Linked DNA regions of Homo sapiens: all the other regions are linked to region 1. A link is a contact called in ENCODE Hi-C data. All regions are on one chromosome and are shown on one strand. Each heading gives the region's core, a stretch centred on a gene start or an enhancer-like site at or near the end of the contact. The rest is flanking DNA. Distances are from core to core; before and after follow the strand shown. Region 1 holds the start of SLC39A9 (solute carrier family 39 member 9). Region 2 holds the start of SLIRP (SRA stem-loop interacting RNA binding protein). Region 3 holds the start of SNW1 (SNW domain containing 1). Region 4 holds the start of GPATCH2L (G-patch domain containing 2 like). Region 5 holds the start of GSTZ1 (glutathione S-transferase zeta 1). Region 6 holds the start of TMED10 (transmembrane p24 trafficking protein 10).

Region 1 (3,369 bases), core at 538-3,037:
AGTCATTTAAGAAAAAATAATTTTGTAGAAACCACGTGCATTCTTGCAACAGAGGTTGCCCTATACACTAGCTATCTCAACTGCTACTATAATAATTGTATTCCAATTCTAATGCAAATTAAAGGACTAATTTGAAAGGGTAAGAATGGAAAAAGCTATACAGCATGTTGCTTTTTATATCTAGTCTTAAAATGAACACCGGGCAAAGTTTACTATTTTCAGTACTTACTGCCCAAAGACAAGGATTAAAAATCACTAAGAACATAACATGATACATTTTAAAAACTGTGGTCAAGTGGTTATCATTTTTAAATGGCAATGCTTTCCTGCTCAAATTCTTTACAGATTATACCACCTCTCAAGCCAGTTTTGGTCACTTTCTTCGAATTGGAGCTTACTGATCATCCCGGTTGGGTTCTAATAGAGCTGGTCTCTGAGCTGAGCCTACTTTTCAGCCTCCAGCCCCAAGAGGATATAAATACAGATAAGTACAGGATCGAGGGCTGAGGGACGCGCCACACGCAATACCTAGAGGTCTCAAAAACAGGAAAAAAAAAAAAAAGGCAGAGCACAGGAAAACGAAAGCTGAAAAAACACTGCAAAGCAAATACGTCCTCTCCTGGCCCACATGCTGGGTATAGCTGGATCTGTCAGCTTCGAGAATAGTTAGACAACCCTGGCCCATTGTTCCTACAGCAGGCTAGAGCATTTGGAGGGAAAAATACCATATCCGGCAGGGCCCGGTGGCTCACGCCTGTAATCCCAGCACTTTGGGATGCCGAGGCGGGTGGATTGCTTGAGGTCAGGAGTTCGAGACCAGCCTGGCCAACATGGTGAAACGCCGTCTCTGCTAAAATAAAAAAATTAGCCGAGCGAGGTGGCGGGCGCCTGTAATCCCAGCTACTAGGGAGGCTGAGACAGGAGAATTGCTTCAACCCAGGAGGCAGAGGTTGCAGGGGTCTGAGATCCCGCCACTGCACTCCAGCCTGGGCGATAGAGTGAGACTCTCTATCTCAAAAAACAAAACACCTCCCCCACGTCTCCCTCTACCGAGTAACAATCGGGAGAGAGTTCATCCTCAGGCCCAAGGCACGCCGGACCCGAGCGAGCAGGCGGGCGCGCAACCGCAGGGCGGACCGGGGCTCCGAGGCCTAGAGTCAGGCCTGGCGTCCCTGCGGCGGGAAGAAGGGTCAATCCACCGACTAGAGTGGCGGGGAGCATCACGCGGCGCTGCATGGGGCTCGTGGGGAGGGGAAAACGTATGGGGCTGGGGTCGCTCTGGAGGCCGGGGACTCGGACTCGGGTAGCCGCGGAGGCCTTTCTCACCATCGCGCCAAACTCTCTTCGCTACAGCAGCTGCCGACACCGCCGCCGTTACACGAGCTTAACTACAACGCCGCTAACAGCCAATCCTCGCGAGAGGAGCCGCCGGAAGTCGTCGAAAGTGCAACGCAAAAGAGCCTTTTGGATCATAGAGGCACAGTCACTTCCGGCAGCTAGAGCAGCTACTGACTCTGTTTCAGCCATCTTCGATAAAGGCAAAAAGGTAAGGGAAAGTTTCCAAGCTTTAGGAAGAATTATTTTTTTTCAAGACGCTGTCTTCCGTACTTTCGTTATTAAACATACGGCTCAAGTGATCACCGGTATAGACAGTGACATCAGACATCTTTCATTAGCCCTACTCAAAAATGGCGGCAACGTAAGTATCCTGGGCCGGAGGTCGGTTGTAACCCGGAAGTGCCTTTGTAAAGGAGGGGGTGGTTAGACAATCCGGAAGTGGATGGAATGAAGAGATGCCACTTGGCGGCCATGGCAGCTGTAGTATCGGCGACTCCGGGTCAAGGCCCGGTCGAGTGCAGTACCATGGGCAGCACCGGGTATAGGGCAGAGACAGCTTTGTGTCAACTTTGCTGCTGAACCCCTAGGACCCATCGTTAGAGACCTGCAGGACTCCTTTCCTCATCCCAGGCTCGGAGGAGAGTTTGCTGGGACTGGTGGGCTGGTTTCCTGCTCTGGGGGGCGGATCACCTTCGGGGCCGCCTCTTGGAGACAGGGGCGCCTAGGGAACGAACAGGTTCGCTTGAGTCACTTACCCGCCGCCGCCTAAGACATTGTGCCACCCTCAATCCGACAATCGAAGAAATCGATCATTCGCACATTTTCCCCATTGACTTTTCCCATCTCTGTTAACCCACGAGAATCTAATGACTGGCATCTGAGAACCCAGAGCCTGGGACCTTAGATTGCTGTAAGCTTTCTCTGGTGCTAATATCAGCAAAAAGGGTCTGTTGCCGGGTACGTTCAAGAGGAAGGTGCCTCGTGAACACATCTGCTGGTGGGAAGGCCTAAAGAACTGGAAAGCCCACTCTCTTGGAACCACCACACCTGTTTAAAGAACCTAAGCACCATTTAAAGCCACTGGAAATTTGTTGTCTAGTGGTTGTGGGTGAATAAAGGAGGGCAGAATGGATGATTTCATCTCCATTAGCCTGCTGTCTCTGGCTATGTTGGTGGGATGTTACGTGGCCGGAATCATTCCCTTGGCTGTTAATTTCTCAGAGGTAAGAAATTCTCAATTTTCTGTCAGCTGTCAGGATGGCTGTGAGATAGTAGTTTTAGTTGCAAAGGGAAGCTGCTTCCCTAGTTAAATCTCAAAGCTGAAGGTCTCATTAAGAAAGACTATCTTTTTTAAAAGATACATGACACTTAATAATAGAAAGAAACCTCATATTCATTAGTGGAATTCTTAACCTGGGGTGGATAGATATTCCACGGAAGATCCTGGAGTATTCTGAATCCCCTAGAATTGCTTACAAAAATTTGAGGTTCTGTGCATTTACCTGGAGAGAGGCACCATAACATTTCTTTTGATTCTCAGAGGTTTCATGGAATCAAGATTCCAGATTGTTATCAAGAAAATAAATGGAGGGCTGGGCGCGGTGGCTCACGCCTGTAATCTCAGCACTTTGGGAGGCTGAGGTGGAAGGATCGCTTGGGCCCAGGAGTTCTAGACCAGCCTGGGCAACGTGGCGGGACTTTGTCCCTACAAATGAGGCTGAGGCAGGAGGATCGCTTGACCCCAAGTGGTTGAGGCTGCAGTGAGCCGTGTTTGGGCCACTGCACTCCAGCCTGGACAGCAGAGTGAGATCCTGTCTCCAAAAAAGAAAAAAAAAGAAATGGAGAATGTTATTTTTCTACATGAACTGAAATCAATATGATAACTTCCTTTTGAGAAAGTCAAACACACCTTTCTGAGGAAAGCTGTTTTGTTTTTTGGATGTCTGTACTAGAATGAATGTAAGAAAAAACTAAGATTGTTCTTAACTCACATTTCCTTTTAAAGAAGGGGAGCCTTGGAATTGATATTCT
Region 2 (3,246 bases), core at 637-3,136, 8.3 Mb after region 1:
ACCAGTCTCTATAATAAAAGGGCTATATGAAACCCTCTGACAGTACTATCAGCTGAGTTTTCCAGGTACCTAGGCACTGGTAAAACACTTTTAAGCATTTTGTCATGATTTCTTTAATAGGCCATACTTAATACTGCACTATAATTCAACACACTCTCAGAGGTGATGTTAGTGGACCTATTCTATCATATGCTAAACTGAACGACACCACTGAGCTTTTATAAAAGGTTTTCTCTTTCCTCCCTTGCCAGACTGTTAACCACCACTTTCCCCACCAGTCTCATCAGCTGGCTTGTAATAGTAACTTCTCTTAATTACTACTTTAATCTGCTTTGAGCTGAGGAACTAAACACCCAAGCTTTCATGTACTCAACACATACTGTACTTAGTACTGTTTTAGGTCCTGTACTAGACACATAATGGCTCATTCCCTGATGGCTGACATTCTAAAAAGCATGTACATATTATGGTAAAATGTAGGTAAAAGGAGCTGAATGAGAGTCTGAAGCGCTCTGGAGAGAAAAAGTATATTATTATTGGGGTGTGGACTTTCTGTATTTTGACAACTCTAAGACCACTTTTTTTCCCTAACAAATGAAGGTGCTGAAAAGCTGAGCTCAAGTATGCAATCATTAACACTTAATACTGTAGCATCCCAATTTTATCAGAGCTGTTAGGAAGCTTGGAAAGAATGCCTCATCTAGACATCTGTGGACAACACCAAGAGCAAATTAAGGGACTGCATATCCTCAACGTTAAAGTGGATTGTAAAGAAAGAAAATATAAATTGGACTACAGTTTTGGTTCCCCGTTTTCCCTCTTGCCTGTTATGTTCCCTTAAAAAAATAATTTTTAAAAAATCTATTTACTTGAGAACAGGTTATGAGACTGGCTAATTTTTTGTATTTTTGGCGGAAACGGGGGTCTTGCCATGCCCCAGGCTGGTCTCGAACCCCTGGGTTCAAGCGATCCACCCGCCTCGGCCTCCGAAGTGCGGGATTACAGGCTTGAGCCACCGCTCCCGGACTGTGTTCCCCTTCTTAATCTCCATGGGGAAAAGCTGAGAGAGAGAACGGTGCCTGTATTCCATATATACTTGTTTGCCATTTATTTTCAACACGGAGGGATTCTCAGAATCCTTCAATGACCTCCTTCTAAAAGAGCCAGAGGAGAAGACAGGGACTAGTTTTACGCACAGTGGCTTAACAAACAGCGCCGCATCCCTGTCAGTTCTGGGATTCCTCGGGAGTGGTTTTTTTTAAGCTGCAGAAGTCTACCCTACCGTCTACAAAGACGTTCTATGGGGTTTTACAAAAACCCAAACAGAAATGTGAGGAGACAGTTACAGTAAGAAATAAACACGGATTCCCAGGCTCTTTTGACTGAGCGCCCCCGCCAGGAATGGCCGCCTAAAGAAACAGGCATCTCAACGCTTTATTGCTAAGTGTGACGGTTAGTGGGGAGTTCGACTCTGCAGCCAAAGGAGGTCAGGAATCGTTCAATAACAATCGGTCTGGAGGTGAAAAGAGGCGAAGAAGACACGTAAGTCCCTCCAAGACGCGGGGCAAAGCGATGGAGAGACGCGCGCCACTCCTCTCTCTGTACCTTTTGGGCACCAGGACCCTTGCCACGGGCTGCGTGGGCCGCCGAGAAGTCGATGACCCCTTCCAGGTCTGCGGTCCCGGGCCGGCTCTGACGGTAGAAGCGGAAAAGTTTCCGAAAGGCGTCCTCCCCGGGCTCAGTCGCCAGAGTCGCCACAGAGCCCACGGCCGCTGCCATCTTCCCCATCTCGCGGCCTATACCCTCTGATCCGGAAGCAGATTCTCTCGTGTTCCGGATCCGGAAATTTTTTCCGGGGCCGCGACCTCGGCTCGAGAAGGTGCTTTAGTCTGAAGATGGCGGCCTCAGCAGCGAGAGGTGCTGCGGCGCTGCGTAGAAGTATCAATCAGCCGGTTGCTTTTGTGAGAAGAATTCCTTGGACTGCGGCGTCGAGTGAGTGATGGAGATGTGGGAGTAGTGGAATTTTTAGGTCCAAGTGATCCTCAAAGCTTCTGCTTTTTGCAGGGTACTTAAGTCAGCGTGGTGGCTGAATTAGGAGACTGCTCCTGAGCATGCAAGTGAGCAGAAAGAAATTTTGTTTGCAGTTAACCGTTTAGGGATGTCCCTTGAGCTTTTGGGGTCACGAATGCACCGGCTCTTGCCTTTAGGAGTGATTTGGTGTAAAGATTTATTACTTGGTAACCAAGATTTACAATTTAGAAGGGATAATTTTGACTGTAGTGTGGAGGATGGATTCAAGGTGGCAAGATTGTAGGCGTGCAGAGGAGCTAAAAGGCAATTTCATTAATTTACTTAAAACGTGAGGACCTGAATTAGGGCGATGGTAGAAGGATGGTGGTCAGATGCATTAATGTTTTAAAAGCAAATTAGATGCCGTTTCGTGATGGCTTAAGTGGGAGAAGTGTACGGAATAAAGGAAAGGGAGAAATGATTTCTGGGTTTTTAGCATTGGTGAATTGTTTGTTTAGAAGTTAGGAGCAGGCCAAGAGAAGATGAGTAAAGTTTGAATGTGTTGACTTTGAGAAACTTGTGAGGTTTCCGTCAGGCAATTGGACAAAGGTTGTATATCATTGTGGCTGAGAAGTGGACTCCGAAGCTAGACCGTTGGGGTTAGAATTCCAACTTGGCCATTTAATCGTTGTTATCACTTGAATAACTGAAGTTAGTATGGGAAAAGGGCTCACAACTGGGCCTCAGTTTACTCATCGATAAAATGGAGTCAATAATACCCAACTCATAGGATTGTTGAGAGGATTGAGTTTATATGCAAACTTCTTAGACTTGTGTTAGATACAGTGTAAGTACTCAGCAAATGATAGTTATTTTCACGGTAACTAAAATTGAAACTTACGGGAGAGGCCTAGTCTACAGATAAAGGTTGGAATAATTAGTTCTGAAATCTTTCACCACCTTCAATTTTTGTCAGCTGCAGTTTTGAGATGAGGTTTTTATATTTGCTTACCAACATGTAAACATTCGTGGTCACTCTTTTTGTAGATATTCATGTTTCAGGTCAACCCCTGGAAACAAAATGGAGCAAGATTTAGTTTCTTCTAAGTTTTTAGTGGCTCAGATGTGAGTAGTAGAATGGGAAATAGGTTGGTTTGTGCCCCGTGTTTTAAACATGTGGTTGGTGAAGACCAAGCCCAGTAAAGTCTCCCGTAGTCCCTGTGAAACTTTATGGAA
Region 3 (3,369 bases), core at 719-3,218, 8.4 Mb after region 1:
TGCCACTGCAATTTTAAGCACGCAATACCCATGACAGGCCAGATGATGTGGTGGCTCACGCCAGTAATGCCAGCACTGTGGGAGGCTGAGATGGGTAGATCAGATCAGTTAAGCCCAGTTCAAGACCAGGCTGGGCAACATGGCAAAACCCCATCTCTACTAAAAAAAACAAAAATTAACTGGGCATCATGGCAAGCGTCTAGAGTCCCAGCTACTCTAGGGCGCTGAGGCAGGAGGATCACCTGAGCCTTGGGAGGTTGAGGCTGCAGTGGGCTGTGATTGGGCCACTGCACTCCAGCCTGGGCAAGAGTGAGACCCTATATCAAAAAATAAAATAAATAAAAAATACCCATGACATCTCTAGAAATTTTTCCTGTGTGTCCATTTCAAATTCCACCTTTTCCACAAAGTCTCCCCTCATAACTTTACTAGTCTATGACACAGTGTCTCACACCTGGGGAGCACTCAAATGTTTGCTGCCTGTAACATTTACTAAACAAACTCTTGGCTGGGCATGGTAGCTCATGCCTGCAATCCCAGCACTTTGGGAGGCCTAGGTGAGAAGATTGATGGAGGCCAAGAGTTGGAGACCACTCTGGCCAACGCAGTAACACCCTATTTCTAGTTTTTTTTTAAAAAAATTTCAGATGCCGGGCATGGTGGCTCATGCCTGTAATCCTAGCACTTTCGGAGGCCGAGACAGGAGGACTGCTTGAGGCCAAGAATTCAAGACCAACCTGGCCAACACAGCGAGACCGCATCTCAAAAAATAAAGTTAAAAAAAAAAGCAAAAAAATTTTAGAAACGAGGGTGGGGAGAAAACTCTCCAGCCCACATAACTTATTCCATTCAATTCTTTTTGCACTAAGGTTAGTATTACACAAATGCACATTTTGTGTTCTGTAATTGTTTTATGTCTGTATACCTTGCACCCCTATCTTCCCTGTTGCCAAAGACAGATTTTCTTCTGTGTACACAACCCCCAGGACAGAGCAAGGCACCAACAGTAATTCCCAAAATAATTTTTTGATTAAAACTTTTGGAGTCATACTGTCATCAGCCAGAAAAAAAAACATGCGTGAGGAGAATGAAGGGTGTTAAAAGAGCTCAAGCTGATGTCCTGAAAGGATTACTTTATCTATAACCTTCCTGAACACTAGCCTTTTCCTGTTGAGTTCGCATGGAAAGTTTTTCCACTTAAAATGGGGCAGCAAGGCTGGGAACTAGTAGGAGTAGCGTAACTTCTCGGACTCTCCCACTGAAAAGCATCTTTTTCTTAAAGGCGGAGAGCACTTTACAGACGGTTACTAAGGTAACCGGAAACAGCAAAACTGAGGTGGTTCTATCTACGGAAGAAATTCTAAGCTCCAAAGTTAAAATGCGGAGCAGTGGCGCATATCAGCAGACGGCGGTCACTACTGTGGCTCATTTAAATCTGTGTTCAGCTCCGGGCCTCTTTTTTCAGGAATCCTTGTTTCGGGACACCCAGTGGACAGCGAAAGGAGAGAGACCACCACAGGCAAACGGCCGGAAAGCCGCGCAGTCGCAGCCCGCGCGCTTCACTCCGCCCAAATAAGCCACTACCGTCACCAACCCCATCTCGTTCGCCCGAGCCGCGGACCTGAGGGAGCGCTGTCCGCTCCCCGCAAGATGCTCACGCGAAAAACCCACTCTTCAGTGTCTGAGACCACTCCGCAGCTTTCGGCCTCGGTGAGCGGGTGAACTAAACCCGGGAAACCGCTGAAAGACCCCAGCTTCGACTAGGCCTAGTCGTAGCGGCGGCCAGCGGGAGGGCGTAGCCGTAGTCTTGGCCCACGTCATTCTGTGCCCCGGGTCAGGTCACCGCCCGGAGGGTATGGGAAGAGAAATGAAGAAGACTGGTACTCCCAGACCCTTCCGTATCGAGGACCCCAATCAACAACCCACCTGGTGAGCGCCATCTTCTTCCGCTTCTTCCAGCGCGAGCGACAGCACCGCTGGGCGGGTCTTTCCAGATGATGAGGAGCGGAAAGGAAGGAGTGCGCGATGCGCAGGCGCTCTGGCCGAAAAGGCCTTCTGGGATTTGTAGTTCTTTGAACAGGAGTACCGTTTGTATTCTGACCAGACCAAGCGGTTATCAAGGAATAATCTCTTCAGCTAGCAACAAATGCATAACTCGATCGCTTATATGCGACATGATAGGGCGTTCCCTAGGCAAAATATCAAAGATACAGGGAGATGCCTTTTAGGCCGCTTTATTACGTTCCTTACTCAGTCCCGTTCCCCGAGAAGGGGTACAAAATACAAAAGCTTCCCGGGGACAGCTACTTTAAGTAAGAGTGATAGGGCGTTTAAAACGACAGGTAATAATGAGACTAGCTAATGGAGAGTCCTTGGACTCTCTGAAAACATTCACACTCAAAACTTTTCTTTAAACCATATCCTCTCACCCGCCAAAACACTCTCTTGGGGAGATATTTCGTAATCCTTGGTAATTTACCGAGTGTCTGGGTTCTCTGCCCAGGGTATGACAAGGCTGAAATCTCATAGGAGGCTCTGGAGAAAAATCCATCTCCTAACTCATTCTTGTTGGCAAAAATCAGTTCCTGGCGGTTGTGGGATCGAGTTCCCTGTTTTGTTTTGTGCTGTTAGTGGTGGCCACCCTCAGCTCCTAGGGGTCACTCTCGAGTCCTTCCCACATGAGCCCTATTTATTGGTAGTTCACAACATGGATATTTGCTTTCTGAGGCACATCTTTCTGACTCCTCTTCTGCCACTGTTGGAGAAAAATGCCCTGCTTTTAAAGGGCTCATGTGATTAGATCAGGAGCACCTGGATAATCTCCCTATTTTAAGATCAACTCTTGGCCGGGCGCAGTAGCTCACACTTGTAATCCTAGCACTTTGGGAGGTCGGGGCGGGCGGATTGCCTGAGCTCAGGAGTTCGACAAAGCCTGGGCAACATGGTGAAACCCTGTCTCTACTAAAAATACAAAAATTAGCTGGGCGTTGTGGCGCGCTCCTGTAGTCCTAGCTACTGGGGAGGCTGAGGCAGGAGAATCGTGTGAATCAGGAGACGGAGGTTGCAGTGAGCCAAGATCACGCCACTGCACTCCAGCCTGGCGACAGAGTGAGACTGCGTCTCAAAAAATAAAAATAAATAAATAAATAAATAAATAAATAATATAAAAGAATAGCTGGGTGTGGTGATGTGCTCTTGTTTTCTCAGCTACTTGGGAGGCTGAGGTACAAGAATCGCTTGAACCCAGGAGGTGGAGGTTGCAGTGAGCCGAGATTGCACCATTGCACTCCAGCGTGGGTGACAAAGTAAAATTCTGTCTCAAAAAAAAAAAAAAAATCAACTCTGCCACACCGCATAACAGAATCAGAA
Region 4 (3,332 bases), core at 770-3,269, 6.8 Mb after region 1:
TAACCCCTGTTGTAGAACTTCTGGCTTTTTCTAGTTTCCTCATCTCTCCCTCAGAAATGCTGCAGAGATGATTTACCTATATTTAACATTTTTGCGCCCATTTCCAATTTTTCCTTAGAATACAATTCTTTGGGGCAAAATTTCAGGGTCCAAGGTATGTGCATATTTTTAAATAAACTTTTTTATTTTAGGATAATTTTGGGTTTAGATAAAAATTATGAAGATTGTTACAGTTTCTGTGTAATTCACACTTTCTCCTATTATTCACTTTTTTTTTTTTTTTTTGTGACGGCTGAGTCTCACTCTGTCGCCCAGGCTGGAGTGCAGTGGCTCGATCTCTGCTCACTGCAACCTCCGCCTCCTGGGCTCAGGCGATGCTCTTGCCTTAGCCTCCTGAGTAGGGACTGGGACTACAGGCATGTGCCACCACACCTGGCTAATTTTTTGTATTTTTAGTAGAGACGGGGTTTCACCATGTTGGCCAGGCTGATCTCGAAATCCTGACCTCAGGTGATCCGCCCACCTCAACCTCCCAAAGTGCTGGAATTACAGGTGTGAGCCACCACACCAGGCTATTCACTCTTACAGAAGTATAACACATCTCACAATTGCAACCAATATTGATACGTTATTATTATTATTATTATTTTGAGACGGAGTTTCACTCTTGTAGACCAGGCTGGAGTGCAATGGTGCGATCTTGGCTCACTGCAACCTCCGCCTCCCAGGTGCAAGTGATTCTCCTGCCTCAGCCTCCCGAGTAGCTGGGATTACAGGCACGTGCCACCATGCCCATGTAATTTTTGTATTTTTAGCAGAGACAGGTTTTCACCCTGTTAGCCAGGATGGTCTCAATCCCCCAACCTCAGGTGATCCGCCTGCCTCGGCCTCCCAAAGTGCTGGGATTACAGGCGTGAGCCACCTCACCCGGCCCGATACATTATGATTAACTAAAGTTGATACTTTATCCAGATTTCCTTAGTTTTTACCTAATGTTCTTTTTTCAATTGCAGCGTCACACCCAGGACACCATATTACATTGTCATGCCTCCTTAGGCTCCTCTTGGCTCTGAGTTTCTTAGACTTCCCTTGCCTTTGCTGATCTTAACAATTTTGAAGAATACTGGTCATGCACTCTGCAGAATGTCCCTCAATTCGGGTTTGTCTGATTTTTTTTTCTTATAATTAGACTGGGTTATGAGATTTGGAAGGAAAGTACCATAAAGTGCCATTCTCATCATATATCATTCCACATACTATCAACATGATTTAGCACATAGTCTTGATCACCTGGCTGAATTACTGTTTGCCAGGTTTCTCCCCTGTAAAATCACTCATTTTCCCCTTTACAGATGTTGTACTTTTGGGAAGGAAGTCACTATGCACAGCCCACATTTAAGGAGGCAGAAGTTATGCTGCAGGATGGCTGTCTACATAAGTTATTTGAGATTCTTCTGTGGGGGATTTATCTCTTCTTCCTCATTCGTTAATTTATTCAATCACTTATATCGGCATGGGCTCATGAATATTTCTTTTGTACTTTGAGTTATAATCCAATATCACTTGTTTTATTGCTCAAGGCAATTTGAAATGTTCTGAGTAACTCAGTGCAAAACAACCTCTTCCAAAGGTTGTACCAGCTCACAGGGTAGACGTCATTAAGATCCATTTCCCCTCAACTTCACAGACCCATTAAAAAGGTCAGAAAGCAAGAGATAAGCTGACATCCCTGCCTAGCGCCCAATTTCTGGAAGCCCCTAAGGAAGATGAGGCCAGCATGCAGGGGTCTTTCCCCACGTGGGGCACCTCAACCCCTGAGACGCCCTTTCCCGGCCAGACCCTATTCAACACCCCTCCTTGTCCCCTGCCCCATCTCCTGGCTTCCTGTGGCTCCGCCCACCGCGGGGCGGAAGTGGGTGTGGCCACGGGCGGAAGCACTGGGTCAGGGGCCCAATCGTGCAGCCAGCCCCTCCCACTCGCCACCGCCCCACCCCTCCGGCCCAGACCGGAAATGAGGTCAGAGAGGGAAGCCCCGGCGGTGAGAGTCGGCCCAAAAAGCGGCGGCCGTTGGAGGTGGCTGCGGCAGCTGGTGAGGGGGAGGAATGGGTTGAGAGTGTTGGGGTCCTGGGGGCTAGTACCAGAGGGGATCGGAGCGCCAAGCCGCGGCTGAGCGGCTAAGGGCGTCTTGGGGCTGCGGCAGACGGCCGGAGGGTGAGGGTGGTGGGGCCTTGCTTTTCAGGGCCCTTGTCCCCATCCCTGGGGATGTGGGTCGGGCCGTCTCCGGGGCCACAGCCCCCTCTTCCCCTTTCTTCTTTCTGCCTCTCTGGGGCGGGCTGCAGCCTGAGGGCTTGGTGTCCCGAGCCATGGTCGCCCCAGCCCTCAGGGACGGGCCGGGGCGTGGTGGAGAGTCCTTCGAAACACAGTTTTTGTCATATATGTGGCCATGTTGCGACCCCCGATCCCGGAGGGAGCTCAGTCGCCAAGACTTGCATTTTGGCAGTTTCTGCCCTAGAAGAGCCGATCCCCGCCCCTCGTGAGCCCAAATGAGCAGTTGCCTCCTGCCTCTCCCACCTCCTACTCCGCCCCTCACTTCCACCCTGCTCCTGTCTCTCTTCTTACTTGCTGTCCACCAGCTACCCGTTCCTTCCTGTGCGTGACTCAGCCTCATCTCTGCCCGGGTGCGTGCCTGGCCGCCGGGTCCTCTCGAGAGTGTGCATCCGCGACTGGAGATGGGGAGTTCTAGGGTTCTTTTGTCACTACTGTTGGAATTACAGGCTTTGAGGCAGGAAAGGATTCTGCACAGGCATTCGACTGCAAGTTGTTTGATGACTTCGTTCCATGTTCAAGTTTGTGCTGTTCTGCCTGAGGTTTTTATTTGTTCTTTTGTTTTTGTTTTTTGTATTTTTGTTGCCTGAGTTTTTAAAGCAGTAATTCTTTATTAGGGAAGTAGATTTTGACATGCTGTTCCCACTTGTTTCTTTATTTTGGTCTTAGGGACAGTTGTCTCCCAAACCTCAATCATGGCATTTTAATCCACTTTTTTTTTTCCCATTTTTTCCCCTTCTTTTCACAGGTGTTGATAAACCACTTCTTAATGCTTAAAAGAACTTGGTCTTGTTTAAATGTATGTGCTTTTGGACACTTTGAGAAGCTTCGTTTGTATGGTAGTTTTGGAAGTAGGTGTCACTATTGCTCCTACAGGTGTGGCAGATAAGCCAGAGGACTGTTTTCCTGTCTTTAAGTTCATTGGCATAGGCACAGCATGAAAATAGGTTTTAGAAAGCCCTTTGCAAAGTGAAAACTGAATGAATGGGAATATGGTCAGAGAGTGG
Region 5 (3,422 bases), core at 923-3,422, 7.9 Mb after region 1:
TAGCTGGGATTACAGGCACCCGCCATCATGCCCGGCTAAGTCTTGTATTTTCAGTTGAGACGGAGTTTCACCATGTTGGCCAGGTTGGTCTCGAACTCCTGACCTCAGGTGATCTGCCCGCCTCGGCCTCCCAAACTGCCGGGATTACAGGTGTGAGCCACTGCGCCCAGCCTGGTAATTACTTTCTTAAAAAAATTTTTACAAGGGTAGTGGGCTATTGTAATTACTGGTAATGACACCAAAGATCAGAGATCAATCTGAACCCCTGTGCACAGGTCACAGTGGTTAATAGACTGGTCTTAGACTGCAGCCCAGATGTCTGAAATAAGATTCCTCGGTGCCCCCAGGACTTATTCACAAGTGGCTGAATCCAGGACCCTGGAGGGCATGGTTGAGGTAAATACTGTAAGCTGGCCTTATTCTGCTGCTTAGAGTCCCATTGACAACAACCTTAATTAAATGCTGTAAGGGACAAACTGAAAAGATGTGAGTAGCCAGGGGAGTTGTATATTCATGTGAAAATCTGCTAGAAGCCAAGACCATAGAATCGAGGAGTGAGAGAGGCTGTCAGATTGCTCGTGCCTCTACACATCATTCTGGGTATACCAAGAATGCAAGGCCCTGACTGCATCTCACCTGGGCCATTTCTCATGGTTGTGTTTGCAGCAAGCAACTTTGAGAGAAGAGGCAGTGTCTCCCTCCAGGACAAAGAGGAGGTCTGCGTACTGCCTTCTATAAAACAGCAGATTTTCCAAGCTTGTCGTTCCTTCACTTGGATGCAACCCACTGCCTGTGCAGTCATCCATTTAAACCCATAGCGTCACCCTGTGGGACTTGGATGGCAAGGGAAACTGCTTCTAACATGCATCCTATTTCCTGTAATAAAGTCCTTTGTCTCTAACCCAGGAGTCTCATCTTCTGCCAGCAGTCACGACACAATAACAAGCTAATTTATTAATTTCTAAATAAAGCAACCCTGACAGTCTGTTTTCTTGCCTGCTTTTTGCTTAAAGAATTCCATTTCTGACACCCAGTATCTGGATAGTACAAGCTAAAACCTTTAAGAAAATAAATCTCTTCTCACAAGAAGAGTTCTGCCTCATAAAATCCTTTGGTCACCATACCTGAACACCCAAACTGTCCTTGCCCTATAGGATAAAGGTACACAGTTAGGTATTTTCTCCTCTGTTGATGCCTGAAAATCCTGCAGACATAGGAACTCAGGCCTTAGAAAATTCTGTACCCAAAAATTTGCAATTCTCTTTGGAAAGTTGAAAGCACCTTTAAAAGCCACAATTTGCAAGCCAGGTGATGCACTGTAGCATAACCTGGAAGACATGAGGGCTGCTTCCTCAGATACTAAGAATCCCACTGCCCCACCACCAGAGCAAAACGATCCCCCTCCCAGAGAATGCACCTCGCCAGAGGCCAACCCACCCGATACCTCAAGTTCCCCTCCACCGTGGCCCTCCTCCTATAGATCCCGCCCCCTCCGTACCCTCGGGCCAATCAGAGGGCGGCGTCCCGTCGCGGTTGCCATGGTGCCCGCCGAGTCCCTCCCATCACTCACCAGATGTGCGGCGGCTCGTCCAAGCGGTGGAAGCGGGTGGCGAAGGACAGCAGCGTCACCAAGGCCAGCAGGGCCCACCAGCCGACCGCCTCGAAGCGCCGTGAGCCCCAAGCAGGCCGTTTGGGGCTTCGCGCCACAGCCTCAGCGGCCACGTCCCGGCCTGCGGCCCTAGCAGCCTGGGGGCCACAGCGGCCCCTCCGGGGACGCAGCTCGGACTCTGCCAGGCCTCCGCCCGTGGCCGGCGGCATCTTCCCCCTCCTCTGGGTCGCCCTCCGGCCCGGAGGCACACTTTGTCTGACCAGCCGCCCCGCCAAGGAGTCACAAGAGGGCAGCTCGGGGTACCCCGGGAAATGCAACGCCCTTCACTGCAGCGGAGCGCGGGGCCCCGGGCTCGGGGCGGGGCGGGCAGCGTGGTCGCGGCCCGGGCCGCTAGGAGGCGGCAGGAGGCGCAGAGCATGTCGGGACCGGGAGGGCCGGCCGGCCCGGGGCGGGGGGGACTGGGCAGGAGGGGTCGGGCTCAGGGAACTGCAACTCCCAGCAGCCCCCAGGTACGGGGCGTGGCGGGAGAGCTGGGCGAGCCAGAGGCGACCGGAAGGATCTTTCTAGTCCAGCCCCTCGCTTTACCCGGACGAAAGACACGGGCCTGATTCGTCGAGTCTCACTGAGCCTTAGTCGTCGGCAGGTCCCAGGCGCGAAGTTTCTCGGCCTGGAGGAGGGGGTCGCGCGAAGTGCCAGATGCAGGCGGGGAAGGTCTGTGACGCGCACCCGGGTGGAGGGAAGCTGGTTAGACACCTGGAGACCCTGGGGGGCGGGGTCAGAAGTGAGCTGCACCGCCCGCCCAGGCCGACAACGACTCCCGGCATGCAGTGCTTTGCGCCGGGCACGCTCTGCGCCTGCGTGCTGCGCGCTGCCCGCTGGGGCTCGAAGTTCCGGGAGGGTTGGGCCAGAGGAGGCGGTCCTGGTAGGGAGTGCGTAGCAGGGTGGAGTCGCTGTCCGGTCGCGCTTCACTTCTGCTCCGCCCTCCCTGCTCCCCATAACAGACCCCTCCCTCCACTAAGGCTTCCAAACGTCGCCCCAAGCCTCCCAATTTCTCGCAGCCCTTCATGCTCTTCTCTTGGCCCTAGCAGGAGGTGACCTTCCAGTAATGTTTGTATTTTAAGAGTCCCCGGGCCGGGCGCGGTGGCTCACGCCTGTAATCCCAGCACTTTGGGAGGCCGAGGCGGGCGGATCACAAGGTCAGGAGATAGAGACCATCCTGGCTAACACGATGAAACCCTGTCTCTATTAAAATACAAAAAAATTAGCCAGGCGTGGTAGCGGGCGCCTGTAGTCCCAGCTACTCGGGAGGCTGAGGCAGGAGAATAGCGTGAACCCAGGAGGCGGAGCTTGCAGTGAGCCGAGATCGCGCCACTGCACTCCAGCCTGGGCGAAAGAGCGGGACTCCGGCTCAAAAAAAAAAAAAAAAGGCCCCGAGCGAGGAGAGGCAGTCATGACAATCACCTGGGGAGCTTCACGGCTTTCACATGTTCTTCCCGGGGCCTGCTCCAGAGCCACTCTGTTCATCTCTGGTGGAACGGGCTCGAGAATCTGCATGTTTTTATAAGCGGTCTAGATGGTTCTTAACGTGCCATGAAGTTTGAGAACCACTTTTGTGGCACTAAGGAAGGTGGCACGTTAGATGGGACTTTGCGTCACGTTAATAATGTATAGTCCTCCCTCTTCCAAATGGGATTTTAGGAGTCTTTTTCTCAAATCATGTGTAAGACATGGTTTAAAAATAAAATCTGCTAAAGTAATCAGAATGCATATTTGAATTGGAAACACAGGTCTTCTAGGAGTGCTGATGAGATGG
Region 6 (3,420 bases), core at 521-3,020, 5.8 Mb after region 1:
ACCATCCTGGCCAACATGGTGAACCGTCATCTCTACTAAAATACAAAAATTAGCTGGGTGTGGTGGCTGGCGCCTGTAGTCCTAGCTACTCGGAAGGCTGAGGCAGGAGAATTGCTTGAAACCGGGAGGCAGAGGCTGCAGTGAGCCGAGATCGCGCCACAGCACTCCAGCCTGGACGACAGAGCAAGACTCCGTCTCAAAAAAAAAAAAAAAAAAAAAAAAAGTAAAAATGTTTCTATTTAGTATAACAAAAGCCCCATTGTGTTACAAAGAAAAAAAAAGACACTTTGCTTATTGTGAATGAATAAAATTACCTAAAATGCAACCAAATACTGACAGATATCAAATTATATTAATGTCTCAAAGACCAGGCCAGGCTACTCTTAGCTACAAAACAGAATCAAACTGGTATTATGGCAGTAGTTGTCACCATCCAAGAGCATAGTTGGTATTTACATAAAAGAGCCAAGTCCAGATTCTGGCATACCAAAGAAAAAGGACTAGAGACTGAGACCATTTTGTAACCAATAATCGACTTTAATCAACTACAGAAATTACAAATTTAAAACAAGGAAGGAATAAGGTTGCAGCGCTTTTCCCTCAACATACTTAACTACCAAACTAAGTAAGAATCTATTCCATCGCAAGGACAGAAAACCAAACACCGCATGTTCTCACTCATAGGTGGGAATTGAACAATGAGAACACTTGGACACAGGGTGGGGAACATCACACACCGGGGCCTGTCGTGGGGTGGGGGGAGGTGGGAGGGATAGCATTAGGAGACATACCTAATGTAAATGACGAGTTAATGGGTGCAGCACACCAACACGGCACATGTATACATATGTAACAAACCTGAAAGTTGTGCGCATGTACCCTAGAACTTAAAGTATAATAATAATTTTGAAAAAAAAAAAAGAATCTATTCCATCTGTGACACTTACTAGTTTATCCTACCTCTGAGTCTCAGTTTCCTCATTTGTAAAATGGGGCTAACAGTACCTACCTACTTCATAGGGTAGTGCATGAACCAAATGGTAATATATGCAAAGTAGCACAGTAACTGACACAGCAGATGCTCAATAAATAACATTTTATTAATCACGGTTAGCTCTGTCTCCTTTACTTTCCTGCAGGTATCGCGGTATCTTATGATGCCAATCCGTATAAATATTCAACACCCCAACATTTATTTGGAGAACCAAATTACGGTTCAATGTATCTGAGACCAAAACTGGTATAGGACGTTGACAACCGCCCCAGCTCAGGTGTCACCACATCCGCCAAAGCCTCGCAGCCCTTCTTGGGGTTCCCAGGCGTTGGTGACCCGCCCCGCCCCGCGACAGGCAACCAGCGGGGTGAGGGGGCGGGCTCCACCGCACGTCCTTTGCGCTCCCGGGAGGCCAGAACAACTCCCAGGCCTCCGCCGGCCCGACTCCCCCGAACCCGAGCCTCCCCTCGCCTAAGCCTGCCGTCTTCCCTCCCGGCCCCACGTCGCCCAATGCCGCACCTTGAGGTGGCTGCGCAGGCCGCCAGCGCCCCCAGACTGGTCGGAGATCTCGTACGCGCCAGTCACTAGCAGGTCCTTGTGAATCTCCTCACGGAGGCACTTGCGAGAGTTAATGGGCAGATGGAAGGAGATGGCAAGGACCAATCTGGGGCCGAGCAGGAACAAAAGCAGCAACGCTAACGGAAAAGGGCCGCGCCGGGCTGGTGGGCCAGACAAACCAGACATGGTGCTGGAGACTCGTTCACCACCGAAGGCCTCAACCGCGCCGGAACCGGGGGGACCCACGTGACTCACCTCTGACCTTCTGATGCCGTCCGCGCCATTTTGGAGACTGGCATGTAGAGAAAGACTCTATAGCGAATCTTTTGAAAAGGGAAGAAAGGATAGGTACCATGTCAAAACCGCAAGTTTAAGCAGTTAAAGAAGCTTTAATAGAATACTATTGCAACAGTTTTATTTTTGTTGAAGTTAGTGACTACTGAGTCGGCCATGGCAAGTATGGGCAGCCCTGGAAGTAATTCTCCTTTAATTTCCGAAAGATGTACCCACGAGTTTAAAGGCGAGTGACACCATAGCAACCAAGCCCCAATAGGAAACAGCCACAAGGCCCTTCGCTGGGCCCGCCCACCGGCCGCCTAGGCGCGAGGGCGGGGAATGAGGCTGTGTCTCCGGGGATGGGGCGGTTTGCAGGCACTCCCAAGCGCCTTTGACACCTTGATGACACCTGGGGCACTGAGACACTAGAGAGGAAAATTTCGAGGAAAGATTTCAACTTGGCTATTAGACAGTGTGGACCTTAGAGAAGAAGTTTTAGGGGTCACCTGATGAATGTGTGCCGGGCAGACATCCGGTTCATGTCCCATAGCAGGGTATTTGGGCTGGAGTAATTGTCTGGCTAACTGAATGTACATGGTATTATTATTATTATTATTATTATTATTATTATTATTATTTTAGCAAACATTGAATGTGTTCTAAGCTATATTCAAAATAAATTTGAATTTGGTATTTAAATTGAATAAAACAACATGTTTTGGTCCAGTCTCAGATGAACATAATTAAGGGGTTAGCAGATAAGCGTTGTCAGGGAAAGTGCGTATGTGTGTGTTTTAAGTTCACAAACACTTTAGGGATCAAATTAACTATTAACATTTGCAAATAGACAAGCAAATTGACACGGTAATAATTCATGCATTCATTCAATGGAGTACCTACTGTGTGCCAGACATTATGCTATGCATGTATGTCAACACGTTTATTGATTTAACAAACTATTACTGGGATACTAGCAAATATTCAGAGCTGAAGAATATATTAAAATAAACGGCCAGGCGCGGTGGCTCACACCTGTAATCCCAGCACTTTGGGAGGCTGAGGCGGGTGGATCACGAGGTCAGGAGTTCAAGACCAGCCTGGCCAAGATGGTGAAACCCCGTCTCTACTAAAAATACAAAAAAATTAGCTGGGCTTGGTGGCGGGCGCCTGTAATCCCAGCCACTCAGGAGGCTGAGGCAGAGAATTGCTTGAACCCGGGAGATGGAGGTTGCAGTGAGCTGAGATGGCGCCACTGCACTCCAGCCTGGGCGACGGAGTGAGACTTGTCTCAGAAAAGAAAGAAGGAAAGAAAGAAAATGGAATTGCTCCTTGGCCTTTTGGCTAACATCAAGTGTAGAAAATAAACGTGGAAGACACAATAGCCCATGTTGGGAATCATTACCTACTTTGATTAACGTTTATTGAGCATCTTCAGAAATATCCAGAAGATGGACTGTCTGCCCTTAGTAATGTACATGATTGGTGTTTTTTTTTTTTAAACTTAGTCCATTTAGTTATTTTCCTAGAAATGAAATCCCACAGACAAAACAAGAACAAACAAAGGAGCTGTAAAGCATTTAAAATTTTGACAA

The links. Hi-C counts contacts between places; a loop is a spot of excess contacts on that map. Pooled maps may share reads with other maps.
Region 2: a loop to region 1 is called in a pooled map, with 7 times the contacts of the local background. The contact joins the promoter of SLIRP here to the promoter of SLC39A9 in region 1. A Hi-C loop is called at or near these places in 5 of 50 pooled maps.
Region 3: a pooled map shows a loop between it and region 1 (10-fold over the local background). The contact joins the promoter of SNW1 here to the promoter of SLC39A9 in region 1. A Hi-C loop is called at or near these places in 6 of 50 pooled maps.
Region 4: a pooled map shows a loop between it and region 1 (16-fold over the local background). The contact joins the promoter of GPATCH2L here to the promoter of SLC39A9 in region 1. A Hi-C loop is called at or near these places in 6 of 50 pooled maps.
Region 5: a loop to region 1 is called in a pooled map, with 36 times the contacts of the local background. The contact joins the promoter of GSTZ1 here to the promoter of SLC39A9 in region 1. A Hi-C loop is called at or near these places in 7 of 50 pooled maps.
Region 6: a pooled map shows a loop between it and region 1 (27-fold over the local background). The contact joins the promoter of TMED10 here to the promoter of SLC39A9 in region 1. A Hi-C loop is called at or near these places in 5 of 50 pooled maps.

Annotation. Positions count from the first base shown.
Region 1 is chr14:69,396,905-69,400,273 of GRCh38, forward strand. SLC39A9 (solute carrier family 39 member 9) reads left to right here and starts at 1,788. Exons shown (of 7, transcript NM_018375.5): 1 at 1,788-2,561. The coding sequence starts at 2,466. It overlaps ERH (ERH mRNA splicing and mitosis factor), which reads right to left and starts at 1,395. Exons shown (of 4, transcript NM_004450.3): 1 at 1,327-1,395. The coding sequence starts at 1,329. RefSeq lists enhancers at 395-903, 904-1,411, 1,613-2,812, 1,741-2,080 and a silencer at 1,404-1,644.
Region 2 is chr14:77,706,217-77,709,462 of GRCh38, forward strand. SLIRP (SRA stem-loop interacting RNA binding protein) reads left to right here and starts at 1,887. Exons shown (of 4, transcript NM_031210.6): 1 at 1,887-1,992. The coding sequence starts at 1,896. ALKBH1 (alkB homolog 1, histone H2A dioxygenase) reads right to left here and starts at 1,807. Exons shown (of 6, transcript NM_006020.3): 1 at 1,606-1,807. The coding sequence starts at 1,788. RefSeq lists an enhancer at 1,441-1,770.
Region 3 is chr14:77,759,188-77,762,556 of GRCh38, forward strand. SNW1 (SNW domain containing 1) reads right to left here and starts at 1,969. Exons shown (of 14, transcript NM_012245.3): 1 at 1,927-1,969. The coding sequence starts at 1,940. It overlaps SLIRP-OT1 (SLIRP overlapping transcript 1), which reads left to right and starts at 1,581. Exons shown (of 2, transcript NR_161324.1): 1 at 1,581-1,929. RefSeq lists enhancers at 1,159-1,933, 1,841-2,160, 2,708-3,369.
Region 4 is chr14:76,149,903-76,153,234 of GRCh38, forward strand. GPATCH2L (G-patch domain containing 2 like) reads left to right here and starts at 2,020. Exons shown (of 10, transcript NM_017926.4): 1 at 2,020-2,089.
Region 5 is chr14:77,318,864-77,322,285 of GRCh38, forward strand. It overlaps GSTZ1 (glutathione S-transferase zeta 1), which reads left to right and starts at 2,173. Exons shown (of 9, transcript NM_145870.3): 1 at 2,173-2,320. The coding sequence starts at 2,306. It overlaps POMT2 (protein O-mannosyltransferase 2), which reads right to left and starts at 2,020. Exons shown (of 21, transcript NM_013382.7): 1 at 1,571-2,020. The coding sequence starts at 1,818. RefSeq lists silencers at 1,507-1,556, 1,787-2,166 and enhancers at 2,247-2,516, 2,394-3,255, 2,787-2,836.
Region 6 is chr14:75,174,842-75,178,261 of GRCh38, forward strand. It overlaps TMED10 (transmembrane p24 trafficking protein 10), which reads right to left and starts at 1,771. Exons shown (of 5, transcript NM_006827.6): 1 at 1,514-1,771. The coding sequence starts at 1,738. RefSeq lists enhancers at 1,595-2,167, 1,682-1,921.